Regions from separate parts of the Homo sapiens genome. Here region 1 is linked to region 2. A link is a loop called in an ENCODE intact Hi-C map of the cell type or tissue named here. Cell type or tissue: PC-9. All regions are shown on one strand. Links, peaks and the distances in the headings refer to the core of each region. The heading gives the core; the rest is flanking DNA.

What was found. A loop is a pair of places that touch in the nucleus more often than their neighbours do. Peaks named below come from ENCODE experiments on the same cell type or tissue, not always from the same donor. Only the 100,000 strongest peaks of a DNase experiment are listed, where the experiment ranks them.
Region 1: a loop joins it to region 2, with 12 times the contacts of the local background. A loop is called at or near these places in 1 of 110 quality-filtered maps.

What each region holds. Positions count from the first base shown.
Region 1 is chr9:121,346,724-121,354,668 of GRCh38, reverse strand. STOM (stomatin) reads left to right here. Exons shown (of 7, transcript NM_004099.6): 3 at 1-68; 4 at 1,367-1,449; 5 at 5,346-5,549; 6 at 6,520-6,654. Among named protein-coding and RNA genes, the nearest start is that of STOM, 20 kb to the left of the region's middle. RefSeq lists an enhancer at 447-666. In PC-9, for the core only: no CTCF peak of the experiment used is centred there; a DNase peak (open chromatin) is centred at 3,238; H3K27ac peaks cover 365 bases.
Region 2 is chr9:121,230,004-121,237,948 of GRCh38, reverse strand. It overlaps a transcript of GSN not described here. Among named protein-coding and RNA genes, the nearest start is that of RAB14, 32 kb to the right of the region's middle. In PC-9, for the core only: no CTCF peak of the experiment used is centred there; a DNase peak (open chromatin) is centred at 3,368; H3K27ac peaks cover 3,555 bases.

The sequences.
Region 1 (7,945 bases), core at 1,291-5,290, 120 kb before region 2:
AAAAGAGTATGAAAGAGCCATCATCTTTAGATTGGGTCGCATTTTACAAGGAGGAGCCAAAGGACCTGGTCAGTACTGGGATTCTAGATTGTTTATCTGAAAACTAAAGTTCTTTTTATTTTTTTTATTTTTAGGTAGTTGTTTTTTTAAAGACAGGGTTTCATTCCGTCGCCCAGGCTGGAGTACAGTGGCATGCTCATGTCTCACTGCAGCCTTGAACTCCTGACCTCAAGCAATCATCCCACCCCAGCTTCCCAAAGCACTAGGATTACAGACGTGAGCCACCGTGCCCAGTCTAAAATTTTTTTATTGACGTGATTTCCCTTATGAGGGCCTCTTCTACTCTGTCTTAGATAAGAGTTCATGTAGCAGGAGTTGTATAACAATAGCAGTGGTTCTAGCCAATCTTTTGTTACCCTTTCCTTCCTACCCTTCCCCTCCCCTTCCCATTTGAGCTGATAAGATTACCACCTAGGCCAAGAACAGTACAGCTATACAAGTTTGAGCATGAGAATCTCTACCAAAGAAAGACTTTCAGTCATTCATTTGGCAAACTTCAATTAAGCTCCTACTGTGTTCCAGGTTCTGGGAATTCAAGGGAGACTAAAACACAGTCCCTACCCTCAAGGATCTTCCTATCTAGTGGTAGGAACCAACAAGGAAACAGATAGCTACAATCCTATGTGATAAGTATTATGATCAAGTACTCACAGAGAGCTGTGAGAAAAGAGAAAACCAGAGAAGTGTTACTGATCTGAACTAGTCGTAGGCTGAGTCAAGGCTTTCTGGAAGTTACATCTTGACTGAGTCTTGAGGTCTGAAAAGGTGTTAACCAACAGGAGGTGTTTGCGGCGGAAATAGCAACATACACAAAGCAACAAAGAGGAGAGTATTGCAGATTCAAGAAACTGCAAGTAGATCAGTCCAGCAAGAGTGCAGGGTGTGAAGAGAGAGGAAGTGGCTGAAGAGGGGAACAAAGGCGGGTTATGCAGGACCATGCGTGGGGGAGGGTTTGTATTTTAGGGGGGATTGCTCGGCTTGCAGCTTAGGAAATAGATTATAGGAGAGAAACTACAAAAAATAGAAAGATGGCCTGGGAAACGATTGCATTGGTCCCAGTGGGGCGGTGGGGAGAAGAGTGATAGCAACAGTAGATTAAGGAAATGAACTCCACAGACCTTAGTGGAGACAGTCAAATGTGGGAAGTAAGCAAGAGGAATCAAAGTTATCATTCCTGGCTTCTGGCTCATTCACGAAGATGAACTGGTGACTTTTCAGTTCACTAGGTTGATTTTCTTAAAACTGAATGGAGAAGTGAACTGATTAGGTTGCTGGTGTCTGTATAATGTGTGTATCTTTGTTGCAGGTTTGTTTTTTATTCTGCCATGCACTGACAGCTTCATCAAAGTGGACATGAGAACTATTTCATTTGATATTCCTCCTCAGGAGGTAAGGTTTTCTTTGAATAACTGAGGTATCATATGTGAAAGTGCTTTACAATGAGGGACAGAATAGTTAGAGTGTAGGCTTTATTTATTTATTTATTTTAAATTTTTGTTTGTTTGTTTGTTTGTTTTAATTGGAATCTTGCTCTGTCACCCAGGCTGAAGTGCAGTAGTGTGATCTCAGCTCACTGCAACCTCCGCCGCCTGGGTTCAAGTGATTCTCGTGCCTCAGCCTCCCGAGTAGCTGAGACTATAGATGTGCGCCACCACGCCCGGCTAATTTTTTTGTATTTTTAGTAGACACGGGATTTTGCCATGTTGGCCAGGCTGGTCTCGAACTCCTGACCTCAGGTGATCCGTTCTGGCCTCCTAAAGTGCTGGGATTACAGGCATGAGCCACCGTTCCCTGCCAGAGCACAGGCTTTAGACCTTGACTGCCTTCAGCATTTCTAGCTCAGTGACCTTAAGCAAGTTCTTTAACTTTTCTGTGCCTCAGTTTCCTCATCCAGAAAATAGACATTTGTAATAGTAAGAACTACTGTATAAGGTGGTTCTGAGAAGTGAGATATATGTGCCAAGTGCTTAGAGCAATGGCTGACAAATAGTAAGTGCTATATAAGTTCTTACTGTTACTATTACAGTTGGCCCTTTGCATGCATGGGTTTTGCATACAGGGATTCAGCCAACCGCAGACTGAAAATATTAGGAAAAAACTCCACAAAGTTCCAAAAAGCAAAACTTGAATTTGCCATGCATCAAGCATGGCATTGAATCCACATGAATAAAGTGATGTGTAGGTATTGTATTGGATAATAGAAGTAATCTAGAGATGATTTAAAGTGTACAGGAAAATGTACATAGATTATACGGTTGGCTCCATGGATCAAAAATATTTAGGGAAAAAAGCAATTGACAATGATACAATAATACAAATTTTTAAAAACGGTGTAGTATAGCAACTATTTATGTAGTATTTACATTGTGTTAAGTATTATAAGTACTTCAGAAAGGATTTAATGTATAAAGGAGGATGTGCATAAGTTATATGCAAATATTGTGCCACTGTATATAAGAGACTTGAGCATCCTTGGATTTTGGTATCCTCTGAGGGTCCTAGAATCAATCTCCCACAGATACCGAGGAATGATTATTACAAAACATAGTGTAATGCTAATGTAAGTATAATAATATCATCATTGTTATTACTATCAACATTTTTACTACCACATTTCTCTTCTATGGGTTTCTGATAGAAAACCCTATTAGTTCATTATTTTTTTTCTTAAGGTTTTATTCTAGATAAATTGGTTAGAAACCAAAGAATTAGAAACTGCTTGTTGGGCATTTTAGATAAAACATAATATTTTATACTAGTGATTATTTTGTGCCTTTTCAAACTACTTCACAAGTATTATCATAGATGAAACTCATGGCAGAATCCCTAGAAAGTATATAGTTGCAGTGAAACAAAGGAATTCCTCCAGATTACAGTGGCAGAGCCAAGACTAAAATTGAGCTCTTCGGATTCTTTGTATAGTGCTGTTTTTTCCACAGCTCCATGCTAAATGCATTGTACATGAGCTCCCTCATAGCCCCCGAAAAAGTGATGGCCATCCTGGGAACCATGTCCTTAGGAGACTTAATAACCGTTGCATACAGAAAACCTGAAAACATCATGAAGGGGGAAGGACAGAAGAATGCTGTCAGTGTTTCCTGGCCAAAGGCCAGATACTCAGCATGGTGATGGAGCCTGGCCATGTTGCCTTCTCATGTCACAAATACCAGAAACCAGCTTAGGAACTTCCTTGTTGGTACTGATCCAAGAAGTGGGTGGGGTCAGACTTTATAATCCACCCAAAGTTAGTGATGCCAGGAATCATTTTGCCCACATTTTACTCATAAGAACAAGACTGAGAGTATCACTGTATTCTCTGTGTGTTTTCCCATCGTCTAAGGAAGATTGAGTCTCAGAAGGAGCCCTTCAGGGTAGCTGGACATTCTGGCATTTTCCACTATAAACATTACAGACATCTGGCAGAGTTGCTGTTTAAGCTTCTGCTTTCCAGTGGCCCTCTCCTATTCTGCAAGCTGCTGAATGCAAAGCAGATTGGAACTTGGCAGCAATCCTTTTTCTGATCCCCTGTGAAGTTTCTGTGAAGGGAGATAAACCCTTGCCGATGATAAACAGTAGGCAGAGAAGCTGTAGCTTTAGAAAGAAGCTGTGGCAAAGTCAAAGTGGCAAGAATTTGGGAATGACACACATTTTCCCATCATGTCATGGGAAATAATTAGTTTTCATACAAGATGGTAATACACTGTACATTTATTTATAAATCCTCCACTTCTCTTCCATGTTAGAAGTATTTTGAGATTACTAAAAAAGGATCACTGCTTTGATGTCTGGCAGGGCTAAACAGCCATGTTACAACATTGTTATTATTACCTTCCATTTTCATAGCTGTTTACTCTTTCAAAAGGGCTTCATTCACAAGTATGTTCTTATTTGATCTTCACAGAAATTTGGATAGAATTAGGCAGTATTATTAGCGCCATCTCACAAATGAGGAATCTGTTGGTCAAATGGGTTAAAAACCTTGCTAGAGGCCATCCAGGGACCTGAAGGCAGAGATGGGACTCAGTTCAGGTCTCCTAACTCTCACTGCTGTGTTCCTCATCGGTCACTGTTCTCAGGACCACATTTCAGTTCAGCTCCTCTCTCATTTATTGACTACCCGCTATGTTTCAAGCACTCTGCCAGTGTTAGAGTTACAAAGAATTGCCCTGAAGAAATTCATAGTCTAAGAGAGAAGTAGAAATGTGAATAAATAATGTCACTACAGTAAGGTGCAGTGGATGTGCAAGGGAAGAGTGCTTAACTCTGCCAAGTAAGCCAAGAAAGTTTCACAGAGAGAAGGACATTTAAATGATCAGTAGAAAGGTGCCAGCCTGATGTTGTTAGTGAGAGAGGCTGGAATTCCCAGGCTGGAGCAATCTTCCTGCCTCAGCCTCCTGAGTGGCTGAAACTACAGGTGTATGCCATCATGCCCAGCTGGCTTGTTTATTATTATCTAAATTAACTTATTACAGTTAATCAAGTCAGTGTTTTATTCAGTAAAGTTACCACCATTATCCAAGATGAAATAATAAGACAGCTCTTACGTGCCAGGAACTTTTCTGAGCACTTGAATGTATTTAACGCATTAATTCTAGCAAGAATGCAAAGTAGGTACTATAATTAATCTCTACTTTACAAATGAGAAAACTGAGTCCCAGTGAGTTTTAAGTGATGGATGTAACTATTTTCCTGGAGCCTCTCACTCAGATAACTTCTTAGCTTAAAACAAAAATATGTCATGTTTAGCATTTTTATGTAGCATGCTGTAAAATATGTTTTGATGCTGACCTTGCCCTTTAAAAACATTCCCCATGCACTTTTTGTTCCAGTAATATTGTGGAACTTGTAGTTTATCAAACCTTGACTCTCTAGTGCCTCTCTCTTGAATATTCTTCCACTCCACCCAACACCCTCAGAAAAATTGTATTCCTTTCTTCAAGATTCAATTCAGGTATCACCCCTGCCACCCACAGCTGCCCCTAAGAGTTTCCTTTGATTCCCTAACCTCCTTCAAAGGAGGAACCAAGTTTTTTTCCTACCTTAATCCCTGGTACCTAGTACAGTGCCTGCTGTTGAGTGATATCTCAATATTATTTGTATGATTGAATGAATTAATGGACTTGAATAATTTATTTTATTAAATTTTAAAAGATATAATTAACTTTCTGATGCCTTACTAAAGAAAATCAGCTAGTGTTATAAGATATTCTGTAGAATAACATTCCTTACAGTTATGTTAAAAAAAAGTCGTTGACAGATGTAAAATTGCTTCCTTCATCTTGTAGATCCTCACAAAGGATTCAGTGACAATTAGCGTGGATGGTGTGGTCTATTACCGCGTTCAGAATGCAACCCTGGCTGTGGCAAATATCACCAACGCTGACTCAGCAACCCGTCTTTTGGCACAAACTACTCTGAGGAATGTTCTGGGCACCAAGAATCTTTCTCAGATCCTCTCTGACAGAGAAGAAATTGCACACAACATGCAGGTGGGGAGTACGTCAATGCTGTTACCCCCCAGAAGCTGAAAAATGAAGCAAAGAGTCAATGGTTGTTTGAGAACCTTTTATTAATTCAAGTTGTGGGGGTCTGTGACCGTTTTTTTTTCTTCATAGTAAAATTTTTCAAATTTGGCAGGAGGGGACATTTTTCACATTAGCAGTTCATGAGTTCATAACACTCATGCGTACATTTTTTTAAAATTTTCTTCAGTGTGTATTTTTTTCCAGAATCAGTAATAACCTTTTTGTTTAGAACAGAGGCTATTCTGCAAGATAGTGTAGGTATTCCTAAAGCTTTATTCTGTGTGTGAGTCCCATGAATTATAACTGTTGTGCTTTCCAGTCTTTCTTGAGTAACAGATATTCAGTTAAGCATAGCTTATTCAAAAAAGATAAAGTGCTATAACTCTGGATTCTTATTATTTGTATAGACTTCATCGTGGGTAAAATCTATGATTGTATTTGATATGCACAACAACCTATGAAATAGATGTGTGGTTTCATTCCTGACATTCTAAAGGGAGGAAGTTGAAGCACAAAGGAGTAATATGACTTACACAGAGTCACATTAGCTCAGGAGTTGGCAAACTGTAGCCTACAGGCTGTAGTTTTTGTAAGTAAAGTTTGACTGGAGTATAGCCACAGCCATTTATTTATATATTATCCATGGCTGCTTTTGACTACAACAGCTGGGTTAAATAGTTGAGACAGAGACTACAAATAAACAATCACTATATGGCCCTTTTAGAAGAAGCTGCTAACCCCTGCATTAGCTTGTTAGCAACAGAATCAGGATCAGTGAGCCAGCCCCTGCGTCACCATTCGTTCCACCGTGGGGTAACTGTCTCTCCACAACTCTCCCCAGCACCTTATCTCCTCCAAATCCCAATGAATACAGCCTCTGTCAGCATCTGGGCTGGGCTGAGGAGATTTAGCTTGCCTTCTCTCTTCCTAACAGTCTACTCTGGATGATGCCACTGATGCCTGGGGAATAAAGGTGGAGCGTGTGGAAATTAAGGATGTGAAACTACCTGTGCAGCTCCAGAGAGCTATGGCTGCAGAAGCAGAAGCGTCCCGCGAGGCCCGCGCCAAGGTAACTTTTTTTTTAAACTTGTTTTTCTTACTGAGTTTTCTCTTTTATTAATAATTATAAAAAAACGTAAAACATGCTTGCTGTAAAAACTTGAAATAATCTTGAAGTGGTAAAGTTAGAAGTGAAAACCCTCCCCGTAACTTCAAATCATATTCCCCCAGAGGTCACCACTCCTAACAGTTGAGTGTATTTGGATTTTATTTGACCAGGTTTTTGGATTACTGGCTTGTTTGTTTTACAAAAGTAGGGTTATACTGCACATGTTGTTCTGCGCTCTGCTTTTTTCATTTAATATTAATATCTATGGACGTATCAGTACATGTAGAGTTACCTCATTCTTTTATGACTGTGTGTACCATACTTATTCTCCCGATTCCATATTAAGGTCAAATTAACAGTTCCAACTTCGGAGCAAGTGGGTCATCATTCCATCCATACCACCCATCTCTTACTTATTTTTGGCTTCTTTTTTGTTCTGTTTCTTTTCTCAGGCTCTTTTTCCCTTTTACTGTTTCCTATTCCTCATTCTCTCTTTTCCTCTTGTTTATATTCTCTTACTTTGACATCTGCCTTTTTTCTTCCTTCTTTTCATCATCATCTGCCTATGTCTTAACCCTGCATGGGTGGCATGGCCCCTCTGGGAGGCACTGAGGAAATATTTGTTAACCTAACCTAGAAAAGAGTATCTTTAAAGATGATAATGTGTAAAATTTCAGGGATATCTCACCAAACCCAAAGGTAGGAAGTAGGGGCAAGTCTCACCAAAATTGGAACCAGAAGGCAGTTCAGGGAACTAGTCATTCCCTTTCCTGTGCCACATCTCACTGTAGATAGCTTGTGGTGGAGAATGTCTAGCTCCCAGGTTTAGATGTCTGCCAGGTGAACACTAAAGAACACAGACCAGCCCTAATTCCACATTCACAGAAGAGACAGTCTTTTTGGTCCAACTTTGGTCAAAGTGCAAAGATAGCATAATAATATGGTTCCACAGCCCTATGCCTGTGAATGGGCTGAAGAAGAAGAGCAGTTTTCATAGGAGGAGTTGCTGTGGACTTGACAAATCTCCCAAGACACAAGGAGCAAACCAATTTGTTGTTAGAAAATAGTAGTAGCTGGTCATCACTGGCTGACCACAGAACGCTGTTCTTTTCTTAGGATGCCCTTTAAGCCACAAACTGGTCACTATAATTTCTTAGCCAGCATCAAATAGGATAGTAGCTCATTTGACATGCGACTTCAGAATTTTGCATTAACCAAAATGTTTAGGTTTTCCTGGTATGATGATTGTTGC
Region 2 (7,945 bases), core at 1,237-5,236:
TGCTAACAGACTTCAAACTATTCCCTATTCAGAAAACCTGGGTCTTCAGTGCTTTGCTAAAAGTAGCTGCAGGGATGCAGGTGACGTTTTCTTATTGATGTTTGCATTGTACACAGTGATATAGTTAGTTACCTAATAATGTCCTCATTATCTGGGTCTCTTGGACTTTACCTCTCAACCTCCTCAAGAGTATCAGCCTCTGAGTTATAATGCTTTGGTCTCTAAATTAAAGGGGCAAGATCAGGTCTAAAAGATGACTCCTTTCAAAAGAGCCAAGATGCTCTTTCTTGAGCATTTTCTTTTGGGTTGTTGATGTGCCTGTGGTTCTGTGCTGCTGCTCTAAGCAAATAGTTTCTTTGGTTGCTTGGTTGGTTGGTTTTGTTTGTTTGTTTGTTTTTGAGGCAGAGTCTTGCTCTGTCGCTCAGGCTGGAGTACCGTGGTGTGAGCACAGCTGCTCCCAGGCTCAAGCAATCCTCCTACTTCAGTCTCCCAAGTAGCTGGGACTACAGGCATGTGCTACTCACATGCAGTTAATTTTTTAATTCTTTTTGTAGAGACAGGGTCTCACTATGTTGCCTAAGCTGGTCTTGAACCCCTGGGCTCAAGTGATCCTCCCTCCTCGGCCTCCCAAAGTGTTGTGATTACAGGCATGAGACATCACCCCTAGCCTAGCAGATGATTTTGACTGCCTACTTGCTCTTTCTTATACAATAAATAGATGAGCAAAAGAAATTTCCTTTTCCTGTTTATTACATATGCATTGAGATTCCTGTGTCTTACAGCTCTCCCTCTCTGAGCAACACACAAAATCCTGCAACTTTTGCACAGCTGATATTTATCTGATAGCAGTGAAAAGCCTTGTCTTTGGTGACCTTTACTGAGTTTCCATGCAGAAGAATCACATGACTAAAATCATTAATAGAGTGGTTGCTTGGGGTACAACAAAAGAAGAAAGAAAAACCTATAGCCATTCTACATTCTGACATGTGAACAGTGGTTTAAGTTTCTAAAGTGTTTACCAGATGCTGAAGGCAAGGTGAGAAGCAAAGGCTCTCATGTTTGTGGATATTTTAATCTCTGTTAGGAAGCAGCCTTTGGAAAATCCCTGATTTGGTTCTGCTTTCGGACCTACCTCTGCCTTTTCAGGGTAATGTTGTGGCACAGGTGGTGGCACTTAGAAGTTTTGGAGTTTTATTCCTGCTCCTTCCTGATGCAAGCCCTGAGCTGTCTTCTATGCAGTTGTGCCTTATTGACTGTTTGGTCTCTCTGTTCTTTGTTACTCAGGTGCAATAGCAACTTCCCTACTCCATGCATTCTACCTTTCAAATTGTGTAAATTTCTTTTCTTTTTTTCTCTTAGGGTGTAGGGTACGGGGGAAGTCAGTATAATTTTAATGTAGAAAATGTGATATTTGGATATAAATGAAAATACATGTTGGCCGGGCATGGTGGCTCATGCCTGTAATCCAGGCACTTTGGGAGGCTGAGGCGGGCAGATCACGAGGTCAGGAGTTCGAGACCAGCCAACGTGGTGAAACCCTGTCTCTATTAAAAATACAAAAATTTGCCGGCCGTGGTAGCGTGTATCAGTAGTCCCAGCTACTTGGGAGGCTGAGGCAGGAGAATTGCTTGAACCCAGAAGGTGGAGGCTGCAGTAAGCCGAGATCGCACCACTGCACTCCAGCCTAGGCAACACAGCAAGACTCTGTCTTGGGGAAAAAACAAACAAACAAACAACAATAACAACAACATGTTAAATAATGGAAAAAGAAAAAAAAGAGAGAATTAGAGTGAGGCAGCCACAAACCAAGAAACACCTGTGGCTGCCAGGTGCTAGGAGTGCGGTCTGGAGAACAGCTCCTTCCATTGCCTCTTCAGAGGGAATGTGGTCCTGTGGACACCTTGATTTCAGATTTCAGGCATCCAGAGTGTGAGACAATACATTTCTGTTGTTTTAAGCCACCCAGTTCATGATACTTTGTTATGGCAGTCCTAGAAAACTCATTCAGACCCTCAAGGAAATAAGAGCTATTTGGAATATGTGGCCGAGACTGCTAGGTGTTCACCAAAAGGCTTTCCATTCTACTTTTTTGCCTAAGTATAATAGGAGCCAGGCACATGGCTGTCCCCCTAGACTGTCTTTGCCAGCCTTGCTTGTGTTTAGGGTGGCCAGGTGCCTGAATTCTCACCAGGGGAATGAAGTGGGAGTCACGTGTCATTTCCGGGCCTGGGTTCTAAGATAACCAGCAAGCTTTCTCCACTGTCTTCTTTCCCACCAGCCAGAACCCAGCTGCACCGATGCAGAAGAGAACACTGCCCTGGGGAAGAATGAGCGACAAAGAACCAAAGCTGCCCTTCTGCTCTGGGCCACTCACCTCAAGGGGAAATAGGCTACTCTAGTTTGCCTTTTTATTACAGGAGCTTAGCTTTTCCTCCAAGTGATCCATGATTCTTGAGCTGGACAGGGAGAGAGGCACTGAGAATCCTAATTGTCTTCCAGAATAGGAACGACCAGCCCTTGGAAGACAGTGGCTAAGCACATAATCTCTTTGGGTAATCTGGGACTTTGGACAAGCTGAAGCTAAAATTCTCAGCCACCTAAAAGGGAGATGAAAGATGTGGAAACCAGTAGGGTGGCTGCTTCTGAAAGCATCAGGTATCTTGATTTAGGATAAGGACAAGCTCACGTCTTGAGATGTTTGCCACAAGGCACAAAGTGAAACTCACGACTTTTCTCTGGCCAGATGGAAACTGTTCACTGGGGCCATGGGTGCGAGATTGCTAAAGCCAAACTCGGATTCGGGGAGTTGCTGAATTTCAGTGACAGCCAACGGCATGACTTTGCCAGGTTTCCTTTAGGAAAGGATGGTGATATCTGGGGCTTGCGAGAGAACTTGGAGAATTCCTACCCACTAACCATCTTGGTCTGCAGCCTTTCCTCTGCGCCTCCCTCTCATGGAGAAGGAAGGAAGCTAACACTCTTCCTTCTGCCCCACACCTCCCTGTTTCTCAGCTGGGAACTAACTCCATCTGGAACAGCCAAATTGTTCTCATGGCAATGTCCTACATTTATTTATTTAACTATTTAATTTATTTGTTTAGAGACGGGGTCTCACACTGTTGCTCAGTCTAGTGTATGGTGATGCAATCATAGCTCACTGCAGACTTTAACTCCTGGGCTTAAGCGATCTTCCAGCCTTGGCCTCCCAAAGTGCTCGGATTACAGGTATGAGGCACCATGCCCAACCCTACATTTATTTTTTATCTGGATTTGCTTTCCCTGCCCTTCGTGCCTCCACCAGCACCACAGCCTGAGGGCTTATAGAAGCTTTTACCTAGTCATCGTATGTCACACGATGCTCCCTCTTATCAAGGAATTCACTTCATGGCAAAAGTGGCAGTGACTTAAGGCCTGTGGGATTCACTCTTCACCTAACAGACCCCACCCATGACCCAGGAGCAGCTGGCTCCTATAGCACAGTAGAATGGCCTTGTGGAGGCTCACAGTGCCCATGGGGAGATAACTGCTTGCTCCCCTCCGGAAGGGATCGGTGCTGTGAGTCAGCATCCCATATGTGATGCCATTTCCTGTGTCTCTCTATTACTTTTCAAGATGTAGCAGTGAGGCAGGCACTGCAAAGTGTCTCCCAATAGCCTTTCTTACTAGAAGTAGTAGAATTTAGAGCTGGGTGCATGGCCACCCAAAATCAAGATACCATTTTCCAGTCTCCCTTGCAGCTAGGCACGGCCGTGAGATACATATTAACCAATGGAATACAAGAAGAAGCCACATGTGGTGGCTTTAAATAACCTTCTACAGGAGAAAGCACCCTTTGTGTTTGCATCCCTTCCTCTGTCCTATTGCCTGAAGTGTCATCTTGACCCACGAGGCTTAGGTCATGCATTGCATAAAAAAAGCATAAAGAACCAGGGTCCCTGACATCTTAGAGCACTATTCCAGTCTGGATCACTTACCCAGACTTTTGTGAGAGAAAGAAACTTTCGATTTGTTCAAGGCATTATTGTCTGGGGTTTTCTGTTGCTCAGTGAAGGCAAACTGAATTCCAATCGAAACAATTGCTTCAGGAACGAAGGGGTGGAATTGCTCAAGGTGACACCTAACATCTGCTCTCCAAATGTTAGACTTCCTGTCCTGAGACTCTAGGCCTTGCTAGCTATAGGTTTTAGGGTCTCTTTTGGCTATCTGTTGCTGTACAACAAACCACTCCAAAACTTTGTGGCTTTAAATAGTAAAATATTGTTATCTCTCATGGTTCTATGAGTTGGCTGGGCTCAGCTCAGTGGTTCTTGCTTGGAGTCTCTTACGAGGTTGCAGCCAGTTGCTAGGTGGGGTTGGAACCATCTGAAGGTTTAACTGGACTGGACATCAAAGATGGCATCTTTATTTGACCTCCTGTGCCTCAGTGGTCTTATTCTGTGTGCCTGGCAGAATAGCCTGGATATTTATTTATTTATTTATTTATTTAGATGGAGTCTCGCTCTGTCACCCAGGCTAGAGTGCAGTGGCGTGATCTCAGCTCACTGCAACCTCCACCTCCTGGGTTCAAGAGATTCTCCTGCCTCAGCCTCCTGAATAGCTGGGATTACAGGTGCATGCTACCACGCCCGACTAATTTTTTGTATTTTTAGTAGAGACGGGGTTTCACCATGTTAATCAGGCTGGTCTTGAACTCCTGACCTTGTGATCCACCTGCCTCAGTCTCCCTAAGTATTGGGATTACAGGCATGAGCCACCGCGCCTGGCTTGCCTGGACTTCTTATGTGGCAGCTCTGGGCTCCAAGAGGGAGGAAGAGGAGGTTGTTAGTCTTATTAAAGGCCTACCTCAGAGCTGACAGAGAGCATCACTTCTACCACATATTGTTGGTTAAGCAGTCTCAGGCCAACCCAGTATTCAAGGGCTGAGGAAACACATTTCACCTCTCAACAGAGAAGTGATAGGGAATTTGTAGCCGTCTTTAATCCACCACAAAGCCCAAGGGATGAAAACTTCTATCAGGGGACTCAACAATGGTTCCTCTGAATTGTAAGCTGAGAGTGCCATCGAGCCACTTTGTCTCCTCAGCCACAAAGCAAACATCAAGGAAAGCGGAGGTTCTTGAAAGGAAGTACCCATGAGTCTCTACTTCTATGATCCATGGAGTTTTGGTTTCCGGCCTGCCTGAGACCTAACTGTTGCCTTTCCTTTGGCAGAGTTCTTCCAATCAATTTCACAAACACAAATACTTTTTATTTTCTTGGCTCAGGATAGCAAGATTGAATAAGCTCCATAGATCTGCTGTACAATATTACATCTATAGTCGATGATACCATATCGTACACTTGAAAATTTGTTAAATGGGTAGTCCTCATGTTACGTGTTCTAATCACAATAAAATATATTTTTTAAAAAGGTTGCAAAATTGGAGTCTGCCCCTTAACTGATACGTTCATCCCTATCATGCATACACACATGGCTTTTTACTTATGTAACTCTGCCAAGAGTGCCTGAGGCTGTGAAAAAGGGATAACTGACTAACCAGCCCCACCAGATAAATCAGAAGCCTGGCTTTAATCTATACAGACTAATAATTTTTGCAATCATAGTGAGGGCCCTAAGGTGTCAAGAAGATTTTCAATCACATTTCCTAGATTTCCTCATTACATAAATGTTTCCTAAGATCCCACCAGATGCCACACCCTGTGCTCAGCACTGGACAGTCATGAAGCAGGTCCAGTCCCTGACCTCAAGGAAAACCAGTCTACATTGTACCACATTATAACAAGTTAGGTTTGGGATTATCAAATCTTCTGGTCTCTCCCATCACTTCCTCCCATATTAATCTGGAATAGCTGCAAATGCTTTTATATACATATATATATTTGAGACAGAGTCTCGCTCTGTCACCCAGGCTGGAGTGCAGTGGCATAATCTCAGTTCACTTCAACCTCCGCCTCCTGGGTTCAGGCAATTCTCCTGCCTCAGATTCCCAAGTAGCTGGATTTACAGGCACCCGCCACCATGACTGGCTAATTTTTATATTTTTAGTAGACACGGGGTTTCACCATGTAGGCCAGGCTGGTCTCAAACTCCTGAGACCGCTTTGGCACCCCAAAGTGCTGGGATTACAGGTGTGAGCTACTGCACCTGGCCTGCTTTTATATTTTTAAGATTAAAATTTTTTCCCATCTTTCCCTTCTCTCTCTCTTTTTCATGATTCCCCATCTTTAAAACAATAGAAGCCTGCCTGCTACATCACCACGAGAGCTCATACTGTAGGACTCTGTGGTCACTCTGTTGAAAATTTGCAGCACTTTCTCTTCCCTCTTCCCAGCTCTCAGTTGAATTGGCTGGAGTTCTGATACCCACTGACATTACTGTTATTTTGTTTTTTGTTTTTTCTTCTTCTTCTTCAAAATCATGTCTGAAGTTAATTACAGCTTCAAAGGGCTTTTCTGGTCAGTTTCTTCAGTTGAGGCAGTTGGTTCTGGGCTGGCTCGGTCTCCGCTACCTTCACCCAGTTCTTATTTGAAGTGTAGAGTCCTTGGTAGATAATATTAACCTAAGGCTTTCACGAGTTATCAAAGATAGAGAAGAAGGAAATCCTTTACAAGGATAGAAAAGAAGAAAAAGAAATCCAAAGTCACCTGCTTTCCTCCCAATGACATTTTCCATGGAAGGAATGCCGTTTGCTGATGAGAGTACTCTTCCACCTTCACAAGGCTCTGCAGCATTGTGGAGCGTTTTTCACAGCGAGCTCTTCTTTCTCCTTCTAAACAGTGTGACCTATGGAAAAGGACAAACATGGAGGTCAGAGAGTGCCTGATGGAATCCCAGCTTTGCTTCTCGTTGGCCCTGGACTGCCAATTGATCATGTACTAAAGGAGGAGTATAGCGATGCTTACCCTTTGGTTTTAGCGTTAGGAATGTGATTACCCTGCACGTAGTAGGTGCTCATGAAATCCATTGAGTGATGCTGTGAAGTTTGCAGTGAAGAGATTATGAACCCTGATTTACGTGTGAATAAAATGAAGTTCACGAGAGTGGGAGTAGGACTTATCCTAGGTCACAGAGGGTGGGCGAGGGTCTTTAAGAATCTAAATCTATTGTTTTTTCTATCACATTAACCCACTGAATAACAGGATTTTCTCAGATTTTAATAATAATAATAGCAACGGCACTGATGGTAAAGGTAGCTTTTGTCTATTGAGCATCAGCATGTGCCAGACATTACACTAGGCACTTTCTATGAATGAACCCATTTAACTATGAGGTGGGTATGATTACCCCATTTTACCGATGGAAAAAGTCTGGGATTCAACAAGGTGAAGTAACTTACCCAGAGACACACAAGGGCTGAATCTGCTTGAGTCTTAAAGGAGACCTTGGTTCTTCCTTACTCCAAAACCCAGGCTCTTATCCCCCACATTGCAACTTCCTCAATAAATAAAATATCTTTGAAATGTGTTACTAATTGTGTAAGTTCAAAGATACCATCCAGATGTCTCCATCTTATTAGGCAAGCTCTGTGCGCAGACAGCTAACGATTTAGCTACATCTCTTCATGAGGTCCTTTCTGCACTATAGGATTGTCTGGCCTTCCAGTTTAGCTACTTTCCTAAAAATTTGGAATTGAACGTCCTGAGCTTGAGCAGGATCTCCCAAACATTGTGAGAAAGCAAGCCGTTTTCTCTCTCTGAGCCTCCTTTTCCTCCTCCATAAAATAAGGGTAAAATTTGAGCCTGGAATATCTGGTACCAGAAAACAAAGAAGGTTCAAAGCTATTGGAGCCACATCAAAGCACACAGCAGCCAGCTCAAACAAGCAGCTCACACTGGACAAACATGAGACAATTTGAATATCAAAATGAAAAGTGATCAGAAAGGATTTCTACACACTGAATTAAAAAATATCCCTCTACTCAAAGGATTTCTACACATTGAATCA